2 separate regions of the Homo sapiens genome follow, and region 2 is linked to region 1. Evidence: chromatin contacts called from ENCODE Hi-C or POLR2A ChIA-PET data. All regions are on one chromosome and are shown on one strand. The core of a region is the stretch at or near the end of the contact, and the rest is flanking DNA. Distances in the headings are between cores, read along the strand shown.

Region 1 (5,811 bases), core at 1,305-3,804:
AATGGCACACGAATAGGCCTTTGCTAGAGAGATTACTGGGGCCATCCCAGTAAACATATTTATTAACAACAGAACTGGGAAGAAGGAAGGAAGGAAGGAAGGAAGGAAGGAAGGAAGGAAGGAGGGAGGGAGGGAGGGAGGGAGGGAGGGAGGGAGGAGGGGAGGGGAAGGAGGGAGGAGGGGAAAGGAGGGAGGAGGGGAAGGGAGGGAGGGAGGAGGGAAGGGGAGGGGAGGGGAGGGGGAAGAAAACCAATTATAAACCTCAGATTTCAAAAAGTATTCATCTTCATGTTAGATAAAAAATAATTTTTAAAATCCTTGCACAATGCTCTGAGAAATTATTTTTTCTACTACAAGAGTAAAGTGTGAATTCTTCATGAAACACTGATACTTCTTAAGAAGTAAATACTCATTTTAGCTGTATGAGTTGTCAGATTTTCTACAGTTTGGGAGCAATAGTTAATGCTATACACATTTAACATCTTTAAAAACTGGATTATGTATGATTTACTCTCTGATATATGATGTTTACAGAATCATCTAGAGTTCAGAATTAGTCAATTATGTATCTACTTAACAAAAGTATTTCCTTAATCCTGACAATTGTGCCTTCCCTATCGTATGAAAGAAATAAGCAACAGTACAATAGAAGCCTTTTAAATGAATGGATGTCTGAATATCCCCTTATCGTCTTCTGATGTAAGCTATAGGTTAAATATTATGTTGCATCAAAAATAAAACTATGTTATAATAATTAAATCTTGCAACTAAGCACATCCTTTGTCTTCTTTTCAAGTTCACTTAAGCCTGTGAGGAAAATCAACGCGCCTGCTGCGGGTGGGGGTGCATATATCTTACTGTATTTGTTTTCCTCATGAATCAGTGGGTGACGTTTCATACTTCCTACTGCGCCTTTCCTCTTCGGAGACAGAAAGAGATATCCACTTTGCTCAAACCAATATGCTATATGCAATTAATGTCATTAACGTTGCCAATTAATAGTAAATAGGATTCCAAAGAAAGTAGGCTGGGTGGACAGCAGGAGGGAAAACCACGTTGGTGGTGATGGGGAGGGGGTGCTGAGTTACTCTGAAAATCTATCAATGCTACTCACGTAGAACAGTTACGGGTATTTTGAACACAAACTCCCTTTCCCTGTGGCTGTACTAGTTTAACTAACTTCAAATAGACATGCTCGACTGAGCCCCTTGCTTGGATATGCAATTCTCACCAGGAACTTTTTAAAACACAGATCCCCAAACAGTAACTAACGGGGCATAGATGCTCCAACTGCTGACACATTTTGGATCTCGCTGTTTGTTTGCTTATTTGGATTTGAGGGTTTTCTTCTTTATTTTTCTTTTTCCTTTGGGAGGGGTATGGAGAGGAGGGGAAGATGAGAGCGGAGGGCAGAGCGGGAGACCCACAAGTTGCCGAGCGGAGGGCGCAGCCCGGGAGGCAGGGAGGCGGCGGCCGCGCTCCTCTGGGCTCGGCCCGGCCTAGCTGCTCGCGCGGAGACGGAGCCGGCCCCTCCGCGACACATTCCGGGCCTGGCGCGAGCTCCGCGCTCCCCGCCCCCGGCCTCCTCCTCCTGCTCCTCGCCTCCTCCCCCTGCTCGCCGCCTTCCCTCCCCCTCCCCAGCCTCATTCCCTTCCTCGAGAGCAGCTGCTAGGGGACCTGCGGCGGCCCCGGGGATCCCCGGCCCCCCACCCTCGCTGCTGCTCCCGTCACACGGCAGCGCCTTCGCATCTGTTTGTTTCTTTTTCTTTTTCTCTTTTCTGTTTCTTTCTTCTTTTTTTTTTTTTTTTTGTCAGTGAGTCACTCTATTCGCCGAGCCGAGGAGGTGCGACTGCTCAGAGAGCCCGGCCGCCGCCAGAGCCTCTCGCTGCCGCAGCCGCCGCGGGGACAATGCGCGGGGCCCCGGGCGAGCGCTGCGCCCAGACGAGGTCCCCGCGGGCTCGCGGCCCAGGAGGCGGGCGGGCTGCGGAGAGGGGCCCTCGGCGGCGGAGGCGGCGGCGGCGGGAGCAGCGGCCCGGCGGCAGGTTCAATAAACAGAAAAGTGTTACCGTTCTCGCCTGGAAGGATCCTGCTGAAAGCTGGGCTTGGTGGGCGCCATCTTCCTGCTATTTTTTTTCCTCTCTTACTTTTTGCCTCTCTCCCCCCTCCCGGGTGGGGGGCGTGGGCGGGCGGGGGTGTGCGTGTGCGTGGGGTGGCGGGAGAGTGCGGCCGTGCGCGGCGCTCTGGGCTGCCCGGCGGGCGGTGGCCGGGGCCGGGGCCGTGGCCGTGGCCGTGGCGGCGGCGGCGGCGGCGGCGGCGGCCGTGCTGCTGAGGTGGGGAGGCTACGGAAAAGTAGTGGGGCCGGAGCCTCGCGGGCGGCCGGCCGTCCCCTCGCGCCGCCGGTGCTCCCAGCCGTGGGTCGCCGCTTCCGCCGCCGCCTGCGCCTTCTCCTCCCGCTGCTCGCCCGGCGCCGCCGCCGTCCATGCGCCGCAGAGCGCCCGCGGCCCGGGCCGCCCCGGCTCCCGAGGCATGCCCGGCGCGGAGACAGGCGACCGGCGGCGGCGGCGGAGGAGGAGGAGGGGGAGGCGGCGGCGGCGGCGGGGGGAGGCGGCCGCGCGGTCCCGCGGGCAGCCCGGCCCAGGGCCCCGCCGCCTCCGGGTTCTCACCCCCGCGCCGCCACCCGCCCCCGCCCCCGTCCCCCGTCACCCCTTTCTACCACCCGGAGCAGCCCGGTGGCAGGTGGGGCGCACACCCTCCCTGCGGGGGGCGCGGGGTCTAGGCCGGGAGGAGCGGGAAGGGGGAGGACACGCGGGGGGTTCCAGCTTGACCGCTGTGAAAGTATTTCTGGGCATTTTCCAGCTGCTTTGCTCCAGAGCGCTCTCTCGTACGCAGACACACACCTCCCCCCCCTTCTCTCTCTCTCTCTCTCTCTCTCTCTCTCTCTCTCTCAATTTCTCTCTCTCTCTCTCTCTCTCTCTTTCTCGTTGGGGGACTGGGAGGCTCGGCTGCCGGCGCAACAACGCCACTCAGTTGCAGTTTCAAACACTTCCCTTCTCTGGAGTATTGCAGCCAGGAGGAAAGAAAGAAACAGAAAAAGGAACTGGGAGGCCACAGGAGCGAGCTGGGGCAGGACACAGTCCCGGGAGCTCCTTGGGGGCAGCGGAAATCAATACGGATGGGGGGTGCGCTGGCCCAAGCAGATGGGCCCAAGAGCCCCGTGGGCGGTGCAGCAGCAGCACAAGCACCTTGTGGCTCTGGCGCTCTCAGCAGCGTTCCCAAAGCCGGAGCATCTGCATCAGTCACGGACGTACAGGAGTGCAGACCCCAGGGTTCACAGGTGAATCCCCGCGCGTTTAAACTCACATACAGAAGCCCCTCCCGACTCGGGTCCCGGGACTTGGGACCGGACTGCCACCCTCTGGGATCTAGCCCAGCCGCACCCCGGTTTGACAGTTCAGCAAGGCCTAGAGAAAGGCTGGCTACTCAGTGCAGGGCCCGGGCTAGAATCCTGTTACCTGGGTAGACCCTGGTCAGAGCGTTTTCTCCACTAAACCAATCAGAAGCGTGTGGACAGCTTTTTACGCAGAGACTTGGGTCAGTCATGTGTCAACCAGGCAAGTAGAAAGGACTCCCAAAGCATTTCCACTTTGAATGAATGAAAGCGCCTGATGGAAAACATCAGTCCTGTGTGAGGTTCTGCATTTGACTTTAAGCTTAAGAAAAAAATAAAGACCTGAAAAGGGGTCCTCCATTCGGTCTCTACGACTCCAGTAAAGTAGGGCTGGGAGTTGGAAACTTCCAAAGGAACACATAAATGTTTTTCGTGGTAGAGGTGTTTAATCTGCATGATGGTGTTTAAGTTCTCTTTGGAGTACACTCTACAGGTAGGAGAGAATGAGAAATGAACTGGAGTGGAGAGTGTTATGGACAAGATATACATGGGCTGGCAGAGAAGGGAAAAAGTTGCCAGTTCAAAGTTTTGGCTCCAGGACACCCAGTCTAGGGGGTTTCTGCCCGAAGATGACAAATGAGAGAAGCTTGTAGTCTCCCAAGAGGCCACTCTTTGCTTGAAAAACCCCCCACTCCTGTCACTCCCGCGGCGGACTCCTCAAAAGTACTTAAAAATAATTTTTTGGTAAAATGATATGTCACCATTCACTTAACAAACAAATCCAGATGGAAACAAATCCAAGCGGAAACTAAGTCTGTCCTTCAGAACCCCACAATCCTGTTGAGGTGCCAGAGGACAGGGGACTCCTGACTCAGACCCTACCTCCAACACCTGCCAATGACCTTGACCTACACGGCTCACTCTCTGCCCCCCTCCCCCTATTTTGACTAAAAGACAGTAACAGGTGTCATCATGTCTTAGTAACAAAATCAAAGAAGGCTACATTTTTCACAGCTATCATCTTCTCTTCTGCCAATATAACATAAAAATCGAAGGAGGGAATAATACACCCCAAAGGCTAAAGTTTAGAGATGCTAGAAAAAAAAAAAAAAAAGCCTTAGTCTTTAGAACTGCAGTGGGATTCAGAGACTTCATAAGGTGCCCAAATTCAAAGTTGAAAGTGGAAAGCACCAGTGCAGCTCTCAGTGCTGAGGTGGCAGACTGTAGGGGACTGCCCCTGGTGCTCCTGCCTTGAGGGAAAATTCTCTCTGAGGTGATCTTTATGGTAAAGGATAACAACACTCAGAGCAAACCTGATGGCAGAAAATTCCTAATCCCCCACCCTTTTATGCCCAATTTATATGGTATAAGTTAGCTCAAGTTCCCGGAGGTCCCTGAAATCTTCCAAAGGCCATCTGACATTTCTGACCCTTGACTCCCTACTTCACAGACCATACTATTGTGACCATTGCCTGCACTTCCTAGTTAAAGTGACCGCCAGATACTATTGTCATTTAAATGTTGTATAAGTGACCAAAAAAACATACCTGAACCATGAAAAGGAAAAATCTAATTCTTTTCTAGTCTTTCATGTTTGAAAGAGTCCCAGATCTTTTGTATTAAAGATTCCTGTAATCACTGAAGTAAAACAAGACTAAAATAATTTAAATCAAAAATCCCTTTGACAAGGAATAGCCCCTTTTTGAGTTATTTTCCAAACTCTTTAAAAAAAAAAAAAAACTTCAGACAGTACACAGAGCATATAATGAAGTCTTCTACAGAATATTTGGAATACTGGACATCAACTTGGAAAACACTCAGTGTGTTATGCAAAATCTGCTCTGGTCACTGGGCCATTGCTTGGAAGGCACAAAATATGGCAGTGATAGATTATCTTAACCTTTTCAGTTTAAATACTGTTGGTTCAAATCAAAGGTTCTCAAATCAATGAAGTTTGAAATACAAGGTAAAAATAGGAACTGTTATTTGAATTATGCATTGTGTATATTTTAAGTTAAATGCCATTGGCAAATCTCTCAGATGTTTAATCATGTGCAATCTGGGAAACACAAATATTTAATTTCACACTTTCATGTGTTCTTTTTTCTTCCATCTTTTATAAAACCAAGCCCCACAAATGGGGAGTTTACCTTTCATAGTACATTGTTAGTTTTTCTCAGCGCATTTTCGTGGATTACATTTTCAGTAAAATCTTGGAACATCAAAAGTTGTCCTTCAGGAAAAACTTCAGGGTTCTAAAGCTGTTGGTAGTGGTAAATTGCTTTCCCTTTCTTTCCTTATTGAATCAAATTACTATTTCAATGTCAAATACGTAATTTTTAAGAAAAATCTATAAATACGTTTAAGAGAACTACAAATAATACTTTAAAACTTCCTTCTCACCACCTAGCCTGACTTTGTAA
Region 2 (5,811 bases), core at 1,046-3,545, 47 kb before region 1:
ACATAAGTCTGCTGTGGACATACAAAAAACACAGTCTTAGAGGGCAAAAATAATCATTTTTTCAGTTACAAGATTACCATCTATTATATCATGATTAAGACTTTAAACCATAATTTAATGGAGAATTGCCATACTCAGACATTATGATTCTTAAATATATAGGCAACAAATCACCAAATCAATGTTTTCTTAAATCTTATTTGAATATTTTACATATTGGCATTTTGATATATTTTATTGAAATTGTTATTGTTAAAATGTTTTCTAGAACTTCCATTTTCTCCTATTGATGTAGAATCAGGAGGGGAAATTAATAACAATAATTAACTTTATAAGGATACCAATAGTTAAAAAGGAAATAAAAGCAGCATGCCTCTTTCATATGTTGAAACATGACAGAATGTTTAGTTGTTATTTTAATTAGTATGTACTTAATCCAAGTATAAGAAATTTCATGGAAATGCTCCAAATTAAGTCATGGTAATAGCTAAGAAGAGTAAAAAGAAATTTAAAGTATTTTTTACATACAATAATTTAATGTAAGTCTTGTAAATTCATAAAATTATACTGTCTAAAATAAAAGCAAAGATTTGGTCTTTAAAATTTACACTTTTAAGTTTGTAATTTTTATAGAATATATAATTGTATGCTGTCCAATTGTTGTTACTGTCATCAATTATTATCATTTGTTTTATAAAGACCACAGCACATTTTCTATTTCAAGAAAAATGCTATATTACTAATTTTCAAAATCCAATTCCAATGTTGGTATCTTTCTAATCACTGGAAATAAAAAATAAGAAAACTTGTGTAAAGGTCTGAAACTAACTGCTTTCAGGGATCATCCTTAATTTTTTAATCCATCCTGGAAAATGTAACATTTTTTTCAAGCAGCTGATGCTTTCAAACATGCAGGACTGGGCTGAGCATTCCTTCATCCTGATGTCATGGACCAGCATTTGTCTCAGAAGACATCTTTTGTAGTTGTAACCAAAAGGCAAAAGAAATCAGAGCTGTGAACAGGGAGAGAGAGGGAGAGAAGGGAAATTGCTAAGACCAATTCACTAAAAAAAAAAAAAAAAAATTCTGACACAAACTTGTGTATTTTTAGTCACTCAATGTGCATACTTTAAAATAAAGCCTTCCGACTTTTATAAGGTATTGTGCTTATTTTCACACTATTGGTTTAAAAATACTCTCTGCTCTATGGTAATGTGTCACAGGGAAGTTAGCTATAGTTTCATGAAAGACGTTTTCATCCCTGACTGGCATCTTCTCAATAGCTGGGGCCCAGGCACACCGCTCTCTTCCCGGCAAAGCCCTCTGCACTGAAAACAGTGCAGCATTCATAACTTATTCTCAGCACCGCGGGGCAGCGCCACAGAAAAGCTTCTCCAGCCTAATGGGTTACATCACTGAAAAGTCTTCCATTTGGCCTAGGTGAAAAACATGAATGCATGCCTCATTCATTTCTCCACCTTAAAAAAAATAAAGTAAAATCATATCCATCCTTAGCTAAAGACCTGCATTCCCACAGCCCAGCTCAATCAAAGCTACAACGCTGCTGTTAACTAAATGTTATGCAGTGGAACTGCTAACTTTTTTAACTACTACCACTAACCTTCAAAATAATTTTTACAATTATGCCACTATTAAAAATGTAGAATGAGACACCGAAAATAACTTTAAATTTTAATAGAAAAGTCTTTGATTGGAGTTAGCATTGCCTTTAGATTTAGGTCACATTTTAAAACATACTTGACATATAGTAATGGAATCAAAACCTCACCCTCCCCACTGACATCAACACACAAAAACCCATGCACACAGAGGTTTCCCTTTCTCCTTCTCCATACTTTTCCTGATAGTCAAAGGAAATCAGCTGTGTCCAACTCTTTCAGAATGTGTCAAAATGTCCATGGTTCCTTGGAAGGAAGGCACCCAGTAGACTATCCAAAATATTTTAAATTAAAGAGACTATACTTCCCTTTCTCCTCATTAAAATACGCTGAATCATAATGAATGACATGAGAACATTCCCACCCTGTTCTCAAAACACAAGCTAAAGTGTGAACACAGGTCACACTTGGAGGGAAATGGAACCAGTTTTCATATTCTCTCCTCTAAATCATACAAATCAGAGTGAGAAACTTAAAGCTAGAGCCCCAGCCATGATTTCTAAAATGATGCAACACATCCAAAACCACAGCTGCACACAGACGGTTCAAGAGGCACACAGTGTTCTCCTGCACGGAGAGTTCAGAATCCTCACAGCGGCGCCCATGTGGACTCTCAGGGCTGTAGTGACAATGGCTGCAGCCCCATGTCCTTACTGCTGTCTGTCTGAATGACACGGGGAAGCCATGTCAATTATGAAGAATCGTGGACCTTATGACTAACGACTCACTCAAAGCCATTTATATCCTTGATCGTGTAAATCCATCCTCGCTCACCAAGCCATGACATGACAGAACTTTATAGCTTCTTCTAAGCTATTTCCTTGCATTATGGAGAATCAGGCTGCTGCCATCCATGTTGAGAATGTGAATCCTAAACATCCTTGTTAAATACAGAAATCAACTCTTTGCACTCCTACAGGCCTGAAATCTTTTTTTCTGCTTTCTTTTCCCTTCCATGGTGTATCTTTTCTTATGAGTTTGTTGATTTTTGTGTTTTGTTTTGTTTTTTAAACATAATACCTAGCTGGCATACATTAAGAAAAATCTTCCCTAGTAAGTCTGCACTGAAAATTCCAAAAGGAGCTAAATTTCTTTACTAGACATGTATTTTTGGCATTAGATAAATTATTTACAGAAAACAAGCAGAAATATTAATTCTTGAAACACTAAAAGTTCCCATTTGCAAGAGAATAGCCTAACAACAAGGCTGAGTATTTTAATAACCAAAGGTCCCCTCCCTGTGTTATTTGGATAATTAAAATTTTTGTGTACTATAGATTTCTGACTTTTCAAAAATGTTCCATAGCCTCTAAATTGTGTAGCTGCACCTCTCTCCTTCAACACACACGAGCCCTACCTAAATTAAAAATGAGACACCAGCATACATAAAGACCACAGTCACCAAGCCCATTGGTAGGATTACTTTCTTTGTTTACCATTTTCTGTATCAATATATATGAATTCCTTGTTATCTGACTATAAGCACATCAAGCTGAGACAATGTTCTGATGTCCATATCATATGGCCCCCATGAATATCAACAAATAATCATTACCACAATTTAAAGAACTCCCAGTATGAAAGAATACATATAATTTGGCTCTCAAATTATGTATATTTTTATGCACATTATACCCAGGACTTAATTAGTTTGCAACATAGATATCAAGTCAGAAAAATCCCCACTGATGCAATTGTCCTTAGCAATTAAATCAAATACTGAGCTTTTAGAACACAGGAATGACTACACTGGAGCTGTAGACTTGGTGGCCATTCCCCCACAAACTCTTTTAGAAGACAGGGCAAAAATTCACAGAATATTCACATGACTAAGGATAATTAAAGTCAACCATTTCCACCCTACAAAAGAAAATGGAGCTTCTGTTAAGAATGAACAATAAAGACATTATTTCGGTTCCACTGTGTTTTTTTAAGGAGTTTCCATCTCTAAAAAACACATACAAACACAATAGTATTCCTGCTATCTCAATGTCATCCAATTCACTGATAATGTTGTTGGAAAGAATTTTGTGAATACCAAAGAAAAAACTGCTTTAAAATTATTTCCATTCAAAATACAGCACAAGAAAGGCTTATAGAGAACTGAAGCATAAGTATTTAGTTACTCAACTTAGCCACATCTCCAAAGACTCATAAAACAAAATGTTGATGAAAAACCAGATCTCTGTTACAGTTCATCTCTTTCCCTCTTACTTTTTTTCCCAAAGTAAGTTTGTATTTACGTAACCCTATTTGAGCATTTTCACCTTACAGAAGCACTAAAAATGTGGCAAGATTTATATAAGCACATTGCTCCAATCTAAGTGGAAGATCCTTGAAGAACAGCTGGAGAAAAAACCCTTGCTCTGCTTCTAACTCCATACAAAATTCTAAGATACAGCAGGGATTAAAACCAAACAAAATAAGATTGAGGCACTATAACAGGTCAGGGTTGCATCTAAAGATTGGCAACTCTCTTTCACAACATGGGAAACCATATAATGTGTTACATATACTGAATCTAGTCAGTTAAACTTCACTTTACCACACTGTATTAAATGACTTCTCTTCTAAATAAGTTTTTCTGTACAATACTTAATAATTCTATTTGGCCGGGTGCAGTGCCTCACACCTGTAATCCCAGCACTTTGGGAGGCCAAGGTGGGCAGATCACTCGAGGTCAGGAGTTCGAGACCAGCCTGGCCAACATGGCAAAACCCCATCTCTACTAAACACACAAAAATTAGTCAGGCTTGGTGGCACATGCCTGTAGTCCCAGCTACTCAGGAGGTTGAGGCAGGAGAATTGCTTGAATCTGGGAGGTGGAAGTTGCAATGAGCCAAGATCATGCCACTGCACTACAGCCTGGGTGAAAGAGCAAGACTCCATTTAAAAAATATATAATAATAATAATAATTCTATTTCATTAAATATGTGTTATAAATTGCATGAATATAGTGCAGCATCACTAATATATAGCCATTATTGACACGGAAGGGAAACCACACAAATCACACAGTTTCAGCCAAAGATTTAAATTTATACTGTTTGGCAAAAACTTTTAGAATGAATACTGGTGTATATTATTTTTTCATCTATAAAGGGAAATTTTGCACTTAATATTATTGTTAGAGGAACAAAAATGAGTGGAAACCTACAATGACAGATGAAAGTGTTTATCTCAAAAATAAATAATTTAATACAAGTGAGTGCCCTGCCCTGAATAGTGGGAATGTAAACAGGTTATTTAATGTACTAAATCATTCCATCAATATAAAGCATGCATATACATATGCATGCACACATACACAATTTGGTGAAGTAAGAAGTGGGAGAATTTTTATAGTCTAAAGAAAAATACAAAATTTCACAAGGACATATTTTTCAGGGATGTAAACCCTACAAAATACTCTAATAAAGACAGAACTTGAAGATTTTTTTAAAATAGTCTTTAATGGGGCATATATTCATTATTATTACTAGTTGAAGGCGGTGAAAATACCCCTTGATACCTTTGTATGATGGCAATATGCTACTCAAACATCTACAGTTTTTAGTATTGAAATAGGTTTTTCTTCTCTAATTATACCTAACAAACTTTTTTTTCCTTTCATCTTCACTTAAGATAACTTATAATTGCATGCCATGCTATAAACTGTTACAACTGGCCAAATCAGACACACTTCATTTCTGCTGTAGCCTCAAACTTTTAAATTATTCCTATCATTACAGAACAATAAGCAAAACTGCAAGTTACCTACAGCTTTATTTTGGCCAATAGTTTTAACTCCGCCTCCACCATCTGAGTGATATTAGCAACCGGGGAAATTGAGTGATACGGGTTTTACCTTCCTTCTGTTCCTTTATCCTACAGTTAGCAATAAAATGCCTATTGACTGGTTCATATAATGCAGTGGACAGATGCAAGGGACCATGCTGAAGATAAGTGTATTGAATTTAGGAACTAATTGAATTTGAGAAGGAAGAAGTTGTCTCAAGTCTTGAACATTTATAACAGAAGTAAGAGCATGGACTAAAAGGTCAGTCATTTAAGTAGTGCAGATAGAGATTTTTTTTTTCTTTTCGTAGAGATGAGATCTCACTATGTTGCCCAGGTTGGTCTCAAACTCCT

The links. Hi-C counts contacts between places; a loop is a spot of excess contacts on that map. ChIA-PET counts read pairs that join two places held with the same protein, here RNA polymerase II (POLR2A). Pooled maps may share reads with other maps.
Region 2: a map of dorsolateral prefrontal cortex shows a loop between it and region 1 (8-fold over the local background). The contact joins the enhancer-like site here to the promoter of NPAS3 in region 1. A Hi-C loop is called at or near these places in 7 of 168 maps with a recorded cell type or tissue (A673, aorta, dorsolateral prefrontal cortex and 3 more) and 3 of 50 pooled maps. POLR2A ChIA-PET finds 5 or more read pairs at or near these places in 5 of 52 experiments (CD4-positive, alpha-beta T cell, GM12878, Panc1 and 1 more).

Annotation. Positions count from the first base shown.
Region 1 is chr14:32,935,622-32,941,432 of GRCh38, reverse strand. NPAS3 (neuronal PAS domain protein 3) reads right to left here and starts at 2,554. Exons shown (of 12, transcript NM_001164749.2): 1 at 2,067-2,554. The coding sequence starts at 2,116.
Region 2 is chr14:32,982,500-32,988,310 of GRCh38, reverse strand. All of the region lies in intron 1 of NPAS3 (neuronal PAS domain protein 3), which reads right to left. Among named protein-coding and RNA genes, the nearest start is that of NPAS3, 47 kb to the right of the region's middle. Within about 2 kb of position 2,295, at least 4 of the 41 ENCODE cell types and tissues checked have a DNase peak (open chromatin) inside an H3K27ac peak, as active enhancers do; they include A673 and dorsolateral prefrontal cortex, where a contact is called at or near this core.